Regions from separate parts of the Homo sapiens genome. Here region 1 is linked to region 2. Evidence: chromatin loops called from intact Hi-C (ENCODE). Cell type or tissue: ascending aorta. All regions are shown on one strand. Each heading gives the region's core, and the rest is flanking DNA. Links, peaks and the distances in the headings are about the cores only.

The links. Peaks named below come from ENCODE experiments on the same cell type or tissue, not always from the same donor. Only the 100,000 strongest peaks of a DNase experiment are listed, where the experiment ranks them.
Region 1: it touches region 2 in a loop (2.1-fold over the local background); 5 of 110 quality-filtered maps call a loop at or near these places.

Annotation. Positions count from the first base shown.
Region 1 is chr9:77,941,921-77,947,299 of GRCh38, reverse strand. The region is part of intron 1 of GNAQ (G protein subunit alpha q); the gene reads left to right. Among named protein-coding and RNA genes, the nearest start is that of GNAQ, 87 kb to the left of the region's middle. In ascending aorta, for the core only: no CTCF peak of the experiment used is centred there; a DNase peak (open chromatin) is centred at 2,307; H3K4me3 peaks cover 1,709 bases; H3K27ac peaks cover 4,291 bases.
Region 2 is chr9:77,846,770-77,852,148 of GRCh38, reverse strand. All of the region lies in intron 2 of GNAQ (G protein subunit alpha q), which reads left to right. Among named protein-coding and RNA genes, the nearest start is that of GNAQ, 180 kb to the left of the region's middle. In ascending aorta, for the core only: no CTCF peak of the experiment used is centred there; DNase peaks (open chromatin) are centred at 3,028 and 4,746; H3K27ac peaks cover 4,751 bases.

The DNA of each region.
Region 1 (5,379 bases), core at 151-5,150, 95 kb before region 2:
GGGCTCACTGCTTGCCTCCTTGTGGAAATAGCCTGGATAGACTGGTCCTCACCCTTCCCCCTCATTCCAGTAAATAAATGTCTTTCTTGTTACATAAGTAATTATAATCCAAATGTAATCACATAATAGACATAGAAGGAGCAGCCAGCTGGCCTCTGGGGAGTTGGCCAACTTAAAGGACAAGAATGGGGGAGGTTTTGCCCAGCAGAGAAGGATATTTGGGGAAAGGGAAGTAAAAAGCCTGAAGGTCTGAAAGAACATAGCTTGTTACTCGGGAGAAGTTGGGCGTAGCCCGGAGAGGGCAAATGAGGCTTTATTGTGAATGGCTTTATTTGCCATAATATTAAGTTACAGAATTTATTTTGTGGCAGTCAGGCTCTACCTGTATTGCTAAGGGCTCTACCTGTATTTTTTGCAAACAAACCCTGTGAGCTAGGCATCATTATCCTCATTTTGCAGATGAAGAAAGTGACAGGTCCCTCAACTTGCTCAAAGCTACCTAGCTAGTGGTAGTACCTGAATCTGATACCCTGGGCTTTAACCCATGTGTTACTGTTGATCCGTATAGCAACTGCTTTAAGGCATCAGAAATACACTGTTATTGTGTAAAATAAAGACTGCAGTTAACAACAATACAGAGAAGGTTTCATTTTATTTTATTTTATTTTTGTCTTATTCTGCATTGCCTATTTGAAGAGACTGGTTTTTCCAGCAGTCAGTGGTGGAGCACGACTGCTGGGTCATACGCCCAGGTTTTGCACGTTGGTTTGTGGGGTGCAGGCACTGACTGACTAGTGCTAAGACGTAATGTGCTTTTGATGGAGTTTCCTTTGCCTGGGTGTTTTTGGGGTTTTTGGAAATGTGGAATCTTAAGAGGAAGAAAACATAGTATTTATAGAGCTGGAAAATGTTCTGCTTATTCTCAATCCTTTATTGACATAGTGGTTACTCTGCTGTTTTGGTTGGCAGTGTGATTCTCTTAGTTTAAGCAAAAATTTCTTTTGTCAACAGGTAGATTACTAATAAGGATATTTTACTCACCAAGAAATTCCTAGGAACCCTTTTTCTGGACACATCAGACTTCACAAAATGTTTCTGTTTTTCTTTAGTTCCTGTTGCTTCTCTCTTCTTGCAGTATCCACTAGCAGCATGGTGGTTGTTCTGTAGATAGTGATGTTACCACTTCACCATTTGGTCCTCTCTCCTCTGCGTCAGTTAACTTCCCATCTAATATTTTGTTCTGTGAACTATTCCAGGAATGATTATCAAGCTCTCGTCCTCCACTTAAAGTAGCAAGGCATGCTAGCATTTTCTGTTTAGGACTGAAGAAATGCCTGCAATTCAGGAAGTGTGGCAACCTTATAAGTAGTGGGAAAGTTAGAGGATGTAAACTTGGGTGATTCGCATAACTTCAGTAGACCTCAGTTTCCTCATTTATAAACGAGGAGGCAGTCTAGAGCCTTTAGATGCGGCCTCTAAGGGTCCCTTGGATGAGGTGTAAAGTTCATGTTCTTAGGGAACTTCACCACTAGTACTTGGCTGCCTTTAATAGGTCTTAATGCTCCTATAAATTTAACTATATTATCCCTTTTGCCCATTTATGATTTATTAATAGCTTTAATGAATTGTGAATGACAGTTTAATTAGATCATCCATGTATAATTAGGGCAACCGGGTTTTTTTCCCTAAGAGGATATATTTTTCATCCGTGAGTATGTAGCTTACCTCTAACCTAGGTAATTAAGCATTTTAAGGCATTTTCCAAAATAAGAAGGCTTTTTCTGTTTTCCTAATAAACACTTTATTGAAAAGCCACATGCATAAAATAATGGAGGGCCGTTTTGACCTAGGTTTTGCATGTAATCATAACCCAGACAGACACAACCTGAGGCAGTACATTTAGTTTAGTGGTAACAAAGCAGTGTGGAATTTAAGAAATCTCTCTCTCTCTTTTTTTTTAAACTACTTATTTTCTTACTTTTTGAGTAAAGCAACTTTATAGCTACTTCATATCTGTTTCAAGTGCTACATTTTCAAAGCTGGCAAATAGATTTACCTCTTTTGTGAAGGTGCCACATTAAACACTTAAAAGAAGAAAATCAGCCTTATCTGATGGATGATCCCCAGTTAATAGCCCAAGAACCAATTTGTATTTGGCTTTGCGATGTGTTTTTCTACTTACATTTGAGTATGGGTGTGCCTGATATTCTCGGAATTTACAATACTTCAAACAAATAAGGAAGTTGCACTGTGAAGACAGACTCAGAAGGAACTGGAAAGCTGACAGACCTTTGTGCTTCCCCAGCCGCCTTGCTGAATTCTCTGCGGTGGGTTGAGACCCCTGGTGTTCTTGGATGGGACAGCCCACATGAGCAGAGTGGCTCTCCCTTGTTTCCTTTGCTCTCTTTGGATTTATATCCTTCCAGAACTAGCTGTTTCGTAAAGTATTTAGACTCTGAATACCTGAATTATTCAGATCTTCTTGTCACTCCAATCACAAACAGGTAATTATGGAATCACAGCTGCTTTAAAGAGGCAGTGTGTCATCTTGTGTTCACTGAATATTTTACTGTACTTTACACAGTTAATTTCACACTGGGCAAGCTAAGTTAGTGTCAAAGTGGCAGACCAGATTTCTCTTGCGTTACAATGAGTGGCAGAGGTTGGAGCAATGCCTCAGTGGAAGAAATGGTGGTTCACAGAGTTATGTGAGGGGTCCCATGAACTTCCACCTACTCCCAAACATATTTTCTACTGGGCCTGACCAGAGGGGCCTCAGAGGTTGCTGAATGGTAAGTTTGGTGGAGGAGGGAATAGGAATGGTTTGGTTTCTGGTCTAAAGAGGATATATGGGGTGAGGCGGCTTGATGGTGCAAGGATGATTGAGTGTTTTAAATGAATGGTTTAAGTGACAACCTGCATCTTGTATACACAGCTTCATAAAACAGCCTCTATTGGTTGTTTGATGGAGCCAGGTGATCTGGTATGGCGGAAGATTTGTGAGCCCCACTGGAATAATTCTAAAATGCTTTTATTATAGTTTTTGATTATGAAAGTAATTTATTTTCAAATGTACCAGATTTTTGAAATACTGAAAAGATTAAGAAAAAAAGTACTAGTATTGCCATTAGCCAGATATCCTATTGTTAATATTATGTATGTATTCTGAATGAATCAGTAGATTTTGAACAGGTATCATTCGTTCATACTGCCTGCCTGTTTTCTCTTCTAATATATGAGGAACATATTTTCTCACTATTGAATGTTCTTCTAAAGCAGTATTCTGGTAGTTGCCTAACACCACATGGGACAATTTTAAAATAAGAAGTCACTGGCTAGGCACTGTGTCTCACGCCTGTAATCCCAGCACCTTGGGAGGCTGAGGTGGGTGGATCACCTGAGGTAGGGAGTTGGAGACCAGCCTGGCCATCATGGCAAAACCACATCTCTACTAAAAATACAACAATTAGCCAGGCGTGGTGTTGTGTACCTGTAAATCCCAGCTACTCTTGGGAGGCTGAGGCAGGAGAATTGCTTGAACCCAGGAGGCAGAGGTTGCAGTGAGCCAAGATCACGCCACTGCACTCCAGCCTGGGCAACAGAGCAAGACGTCGTCTCAAAAAAAAAAAAAAAAAAAAAGTTAGTTACTTCCAGGATAAAGGTACTTTATTTTTTTTTCCAATTTGTGTAGTAGAGGAAATCAAGCTTTAATTAAGAGTGGTCTCACATGAATGTGCATACTAGAGATTTATATCATTATAGAAAGAGAAGACACTTTTGAGTTTATCCAGTCTGACTCTTGTAAATATGGGAGAATTGTGACCCATATTATTCCTGTGACTACTGAAAGTCAAACATTTTAATCGCAGAAAAGGGACTAACATTCCCAGTGTTCTTGCCCGTGTCATGTTACATTTGCAAATCTGTTACAACATATTTTTCCTTTTCTCAAGACACGTCGAACATGTGTCAGTATATACTGTAGTTAATATCTCTTAAGTTTCTTTTGTGGTTTGTAGCTTGGCTTTAAAATGATCTTGAGGCTCAAATTTGACTCAGGAACCAAAACCCCTGAGGGGAGCCCTTTCCTTGGTTCCCTGGGTTAGAATAATCTTCAAATCTATGTTGACCTGAGAGCTTTTGAGGTCAGAAATGGGTTCTGCAATGCCCAACATCTGCCTTGTGAGGTTATTAGTCTTATGTGCTAACTGGGACTAGTGGAACTTCTAAAAATAGTACTCTTTTTTCATGGATTTTGTTTCTATCCATTAAGAAGTCATCATTCCCAGCCCATTTAATGATAAATGAAAACCAGAAAGGTAAATTCACTCATTTACAGTCAAATAACCAGTTGGTTAATTATTGGATCCAAGTGCAGCAGATTTGCAAGGATTGCAAAGATTGCTTAAAATTTAATTTGTAAATGCTTGTTAGAAATTTGTAAAATACAGACAAAAAGATAATATAACCTGTATTTTTACAAGCCAGACACAGCTATTGATCATATTCTGGTAGATTTCAAGTGTCTTTATTTTTAAAAGTTTTCTACATGTGGATATTTGAAGGGGTGCAGTTGAGATAATTATGCATTACCCTTTTTTCTTTGATCCTCTACTGTGTTTAGGGTCCTGAGGTCAAGGACTATGAGGAATATATGTGGTGGGGTGTTGATTGATTTTCTACTTTTTGGTGAGTTTCCCAGGAAATCTATTGGGAATGCCTTATTATTTTTTGTTTCCATTGATTAGGACAAGGGTTACTAATGTAAAGGCTGTGGTTTTCATCCAGCATGCCAGTTCTGTTTCTGCTCTGTCCAGCCAACCATTTTGCAAGTATATCACAGTACTCACAAAGCAGAGTGATGGATCACTGCAGAATTAAGAAAAACAACTCAACCCAAAACATGTTCTGCTAATGGCTCACTAGTAAAATCATTCCATTATATAATATTCAAATTCCTTCATATAATACTTGACCACTCTCTGACATTTTCTTGTATATTTTATCTCAGTTTTATCTTCACAAGGCTGGTCTTAGAGGAATTCCAAGTACAGCCCCAAACTACCTCACCTTCCACATCTTCTGACTTAAAGAACATGATCTTTTAACTCTGTTACCAGTTCTGTTACATCTTTGAAGTAAAGTCCTTGTAAGGGGATAGACCTTTTTTTTCTCCCAGTTTCTTAACAACTGTTTTATTTTTACAAAATATACCATTTTAATTTGTTAAATTGGGAAAATACAAGTTAGCAATAGGAAAAAGAGAAGTTACTCATCCTACCACCCAGAGATAATCACTTTCAACACTTTATTATAGATTTTTCTACCCTACCTCTTTCTATATAATACTCTGTGTGTGTGTGTGTGTGTGTGTGTGTG
Region 2 (5,379 bases), core at 315-5,314:
AACCAACCCTGCCCCTGTGTTTTGAAATTTGGGCTCTTTCCTCTTTCATGTTCTTTTTCATCAAGTGTGAACTCCTGATTCTATGTCAGCAGTTGATCCCCATTACAAATAATCTTCAGCAGAATCTTGTTTTCCATATCCTATTGACTTTGGCACCTGCTCTGTTTACTTAAGCACTCAATTGATAAGAACTGGAATCTTTGCTGATTTTTACCTAAAGCTAGAAAAGAAAACCTTTCAAGCCAGCAAAAATAACCTTCCTCTGAAAAAATACATCAAAGGAGTGGTGCCAGCTCAGTTGGTATTAGGTTGTGCATTGCATGGGTTGGAAACGATGGACTGTAAAGAAAAGGGGTCTTTGCAGCAGGCAGAAGTAAAGCAACAACAATTAAAGTAAACAGAGCAAACTTTCCATGACATGCTGCTACCAGCATTTGTAATAACCCCCAGGATAGGACCCTACTGGAAGACGGGTTAGCTAGTGGGAAACTGACAGGAGGGATCAGGAGTGGGGAGGCAGGACACAGTTACTAGAGCAGAGATACGTAATAAAGGCTTGGAGATAGAAACAAAAGCAAAACATTTAGAATGGTTAAGACTCACTTGATGTCACTTACCTGTCCCAGTGATTGGGTTCTTTTCAGTGCCCTCTGTGAAGACAAGAATGACATCAGAGCATACGTCCAGCTCTACTTTCTCAGGAGCCACAGATTTTGGCTCTTCATGCAGAAATACTCAGAATATGCAGATAATGACACATATCAGAAACCTTATCACTGAACATTTTAAATTCCATGGTGGGGGAAGGAGGCATGTCCTACACAATAGGCATCCTGTTTTGGGGGAGGTTTATCACAAAAACTTTTTATTGATCACTGAGGGGAAAAAATGGGGTTTTCATCTGAAACCTTGGGTGTCTCAGTCTTTTTCTTTCCGATTTTGTGTAAGCTAGACAATTATGTTGGATTTACTTTCTCCATCTTCAGTGGAAGAAATGACCTTGTTGAGTAAAACAAGTATGTTAAGTGTCAATTCATAAACACAGGTTTGTATGGAAAGAGAGGATATGAAATTAGACACACCTGTGAAGATCTGGGGATGGGTGACATCTTTTTTTTCCAGTAAACATTTATTGATCCTTTATGAGGTACCAAGCACTTTAGTAAGAGCTGGGAAGAGGAGAAAAGAGCAATGGTGGTCCTTGTTCCCCAGGAGCTCTAAGACCCTGTGTGAGACAGATGTGGGGGTGGGGATGTGCCATGGTGGTGAGCAGGCAGGAGTGATGGTGCCTGGGAAGAGGCAGGCGAGGGTCACGAGAGCCTGCAGAGAAAAGGAGGCATTTGAGTCGGTCATGAAGGACACCAGCAGTTTTTACAGGTGGACAAAAGACATGTAAGGCAAAGAGAACCTCAAAGAGAGAAAGTGTGGACATCTGGATGGGTTTGCCAGGTCTGGGGAACTGAAAGGAGGTCTGAGTGACTGCTAAGATTAAAGGCACAGAGTGGGAGGTGAGGAGGCTAGGAAGTTCTAGAGGGTTCAAATCAGAAATGCTTTGTCCTGTAAATCGTGTGGAGCTGTGGAAAGGCTTTAAGCAGGTGAGTGATGTGATTAGGTTTACGTTCCCGAGAAATCATTCCATCACACTGTGGAGAACGGACTGGAAAAAGATCTTCGTGGATGCAGAAGATGAGCATAGACACTGTTGCTGTGGCCCGAGCAGGAGAGAATGAGGCCCAGACCCAGGGCAGTAGAGGTGGAGGTGTAGAGGAGGGACACAGTGAGAGAGAGAGATGGAGGAGACTGAAGAACACTGAGTGAGTAAACTGGAAGTGGTGGATGCAGGAGACCAGGAGGAGCCAGGGTTGTCCAGGATTTCTGGCAGAGCTGACTTGGTGAGTGAGGGCATTATTGACTCTGACAGATAAATGAGAAGAAAACCAGCTTCTGAGGGGTAGTGGAAGCAGATAGGGGCATGCGGGGCATGTTGAGATGTGTTGGGACATGCTGCGATTGAAGGGGCCTGCGGCCATCAGGTGAAGTGTGTAGCCGACATTTGGAAGTACTGGCCTAGAGCTTAGGTGAAAGCCTGGCTGAATAGGTAAGGTGCCACTGGTGTCATAGAATGAGGAGAAAGTAGTATCAGAAAATCACAGAAGAACGTAGTTTTAGACAGAGTGGTCAGTACAGCATTATCAAATACTGTCAAGGGCTGGGCAAGGTGACTCATGCCTGTAATCCCAGCACTTTGGGAGGCCAGGAGTTTGAGACCAACCTGGGCAACATGATGAGACTCCATCTCTACAGAAAATTTAAAAATTAGCCAGGCATGGTGGCGCACCTGTAGTCCCCAGCCACTCAGGAGGCTGAGGTGAGAGGATCGCTTGAGCCTAGGAGGTTGAGGTTGCAGTGAGCCATGATTGTGCCACTGCTCTCCAGCCTGGGCATCAGAGAAGGCAAGTAAGAGAAGAGCTGAAAGGGGCCCCTTGGATTCGATCATCTCCTGCCAGCTCTTGCTTTGTGGAACTGTGGTGGAGGTGGAAAACAGATTACAACAGGATGGGGGAAGCAGGGTAGGAAGCAGGTTGAAAAGCCAGTACGGATGACCAGATGACCATTTTCCTTCAGTTTAGCTGGGAGAGGATTCAGAAAGCACTGGCCGGTAAGGTACCCATGGGGTCAGGTTTAAATCATCATTCTAGTTGTAGACCCCACATGGCTCCACATTGAACTCCTGACCCCACTCCAGTATCAAGGCTTTGTCTCGATATTGTCTGTGGCTGAGAAGTAGTGCACTATCAGGTCTATAAAATCTCTGGTAAAATAAAAAAAAACTCTTATTATTTCTATTTTTTAGATAGTTTTAGGATGCTTGAGAGTCATGTTTTAATTCCCCCATCCCTGCAGTGAGATGTTATGTTGCTTTCTGGAAAACCTTTGGGAGTCATCAGTTATCCTCTTCCACGGTTAAATAATCGACGTCCTTTGCTGTCGGCTGGAGCAGGGGGTGCTGTCCTGTGACTCATGTGTTCTCATTCACAGCATGTTGAGCAATGCACTTGGTGCTAGTGCCTAATAAAGCATGCTGAGGATGTTGTCACTGAGCTCGAATTTTCCTCAGTGGGGCTAGATTTCTGTCACCACACATTTTTCTTCTTGCTACACTCTGAGACACTTCTCAATGAAACATTTGTCCTTTTTTCCTTTATTATGTCTAGAACGGTGTCTTCTCTAACTTAGTATTGCATTTTGCTGTCGGGTATTTATCTCTGATTCTGAATTGTATTTTTAGTGTTGCTTGTGTTCTTTCCTTTTCCTTTTTCCCCAACAAAGAACTTCTTGGAAGGTCTTCCATCCCTGTCTCCCTCCAGACTGCCTTAGGGAAGCCAGAAGCCATGCACAGTGAGACTTATGATGCGGACGTTGGCTCTGATGAGAGGCCAATACCACAGCCCTCAGAAGGGCAAAGGCTCAGCTCCCTGGATAGACCACTCCTTATTCCCACCACACTAATTAATTGTCATCTCAGAAGGCAATGAGACCAATTGTTCTGGCATTGCCCTGGCCAAGCCAACTCTGGAAGAGGCAGTGAGCTGCCAGCTTTTCTGCTGTTGGCCAGGAATCTGTATCCCAGCAGTCTGTCAGGGAAAACAGGCCAATTTGGGGTTTGAATTGCTGCCTCAGAGATGCCAGCAATGGGGTTGCTTGTTAAGAGAGTTGCACCCTAAGACTCTAGTGAAATAGCTTGAAGATCTGTGAGAGTGGTTTGAATTCCGACATGTGAAAGTATGTGCTTTGCTTGTGAAGTGGAAATTGCCCTATTCAAGTGGGCTTATGAGTCCCCTTTGTCACTTAGCTTGTCACTGAACTTAAAATCTTTGTTCTTTACTTTCAACTTTACTGAGGGGGAAGAATTTGGTGTTAATAGATGTGAAAGCTCTGTAGAAGATGTTACTGGACACATCAGAGAAAGAACTGTGATTTTTAGACTCTTGGCAGTGGCTTCACAGTGGCCCCAAGGAGACAGGGGTAGGTGGGACTGTTCTCATTGATCGTGATAGAGACAGTGAAGCAGAAAACCACTTATGTGATTTGTCTGAGGTCCTACCTAGCTGGCTGAAATCCAGAGCATCCAACACGACTACATCACCTAACATCTAAAATGACATTGCCTTGAAGGGAGAGAAACTGAAATGGACAGATACTTAAGTGCAGGTCTGCTGCTACCATAGAGTGCCTTTGTGCAAATGGAAAAGGCATCTCTAGGCCCCATGGGCAGGCAGATTACACAAAGGTGCTTCTTAGTGACTAACCAAGGCACACAGCTTGGTGAGCAGAATGCTGACTGGTTCCAGGCCCCAGGTTGATCTCCACCACATGTCCCTTTGCACAAGGCCCAAAATGCACAACCACATAGGGAGGCCCTGCATAGACGTTTGCCTTGACAGTGGACTAGTTCATAGATATTTGTAGCCAGTTGACCAAATCCTTATTTTACCTCCCCACTTTTCATTCCCAAGGTAAAAAATAAAGTTCATCTATTAAAAAACTAATTGTATGTGCCCCACCTTAACAGTATTCTTAAGGAGCTCTATTTTTTTAACCACTTTTCTCTCCCTGTAAATTATACTACCCACCCTTCCTTTTTGATATCTGCTGTAGCAAATTGTAAGGCAGCACTCTGCCCACAGGACGTGGTCTTTAAAGGAGTCATTTCCTCTTCCATCTCCTCCAGGCCATTCCCATCGTGTTTTTCGTGGCACTGGCAACAGGAAGGCACACTGAATAGCAGTGCTGAAAAGGCACTTTGTTGTTTATGTTATTACTGTGGGTTTGTCTCTGCCTAATAATTAGCGTTTCCGGCTTTCTGAATTTATTTGCCAAAATATTTGCAGGACTTTCGTGAACAAATAAGGGATGTGTTTCTTGACATAACTGACCACTGCCTTGCAAGGCTGAGCGAGAGATGTTTCTAGACATAATAGACCACTGCCTTGCAAGGCTGAGCAAACTTCTGGCTGTCGGAGTTTTTTTAGATGGATTTGCTCAGGGAAAGATTATCCTAGTAAGGCAAACACCTTCTAAATCACTAATCTGGCATTGATGCTATCTCAGCGACCACAGTTCAGGAAGTTCGAAGTATTCCAGTGTTCCTTTCAGGACAGGGTAGGTCATTACTGAGGGGTGGCGAGTTCTTGGGTCCCAGGGGCAAAAGTCTAGTCCTGTCTGAGTTCCCTCCCAGTGAAGTTCGTGAGCCTCAGCTTCCTCATCTGTAATGTGAGATAATCATATTTGTCTTGTCTGGCTCATAGAATTGTAGTTGAGGGTTAAATGAAAGAAAATATATGTAGAAGTGCTTTGCTAACTCTAAAACATTACAAA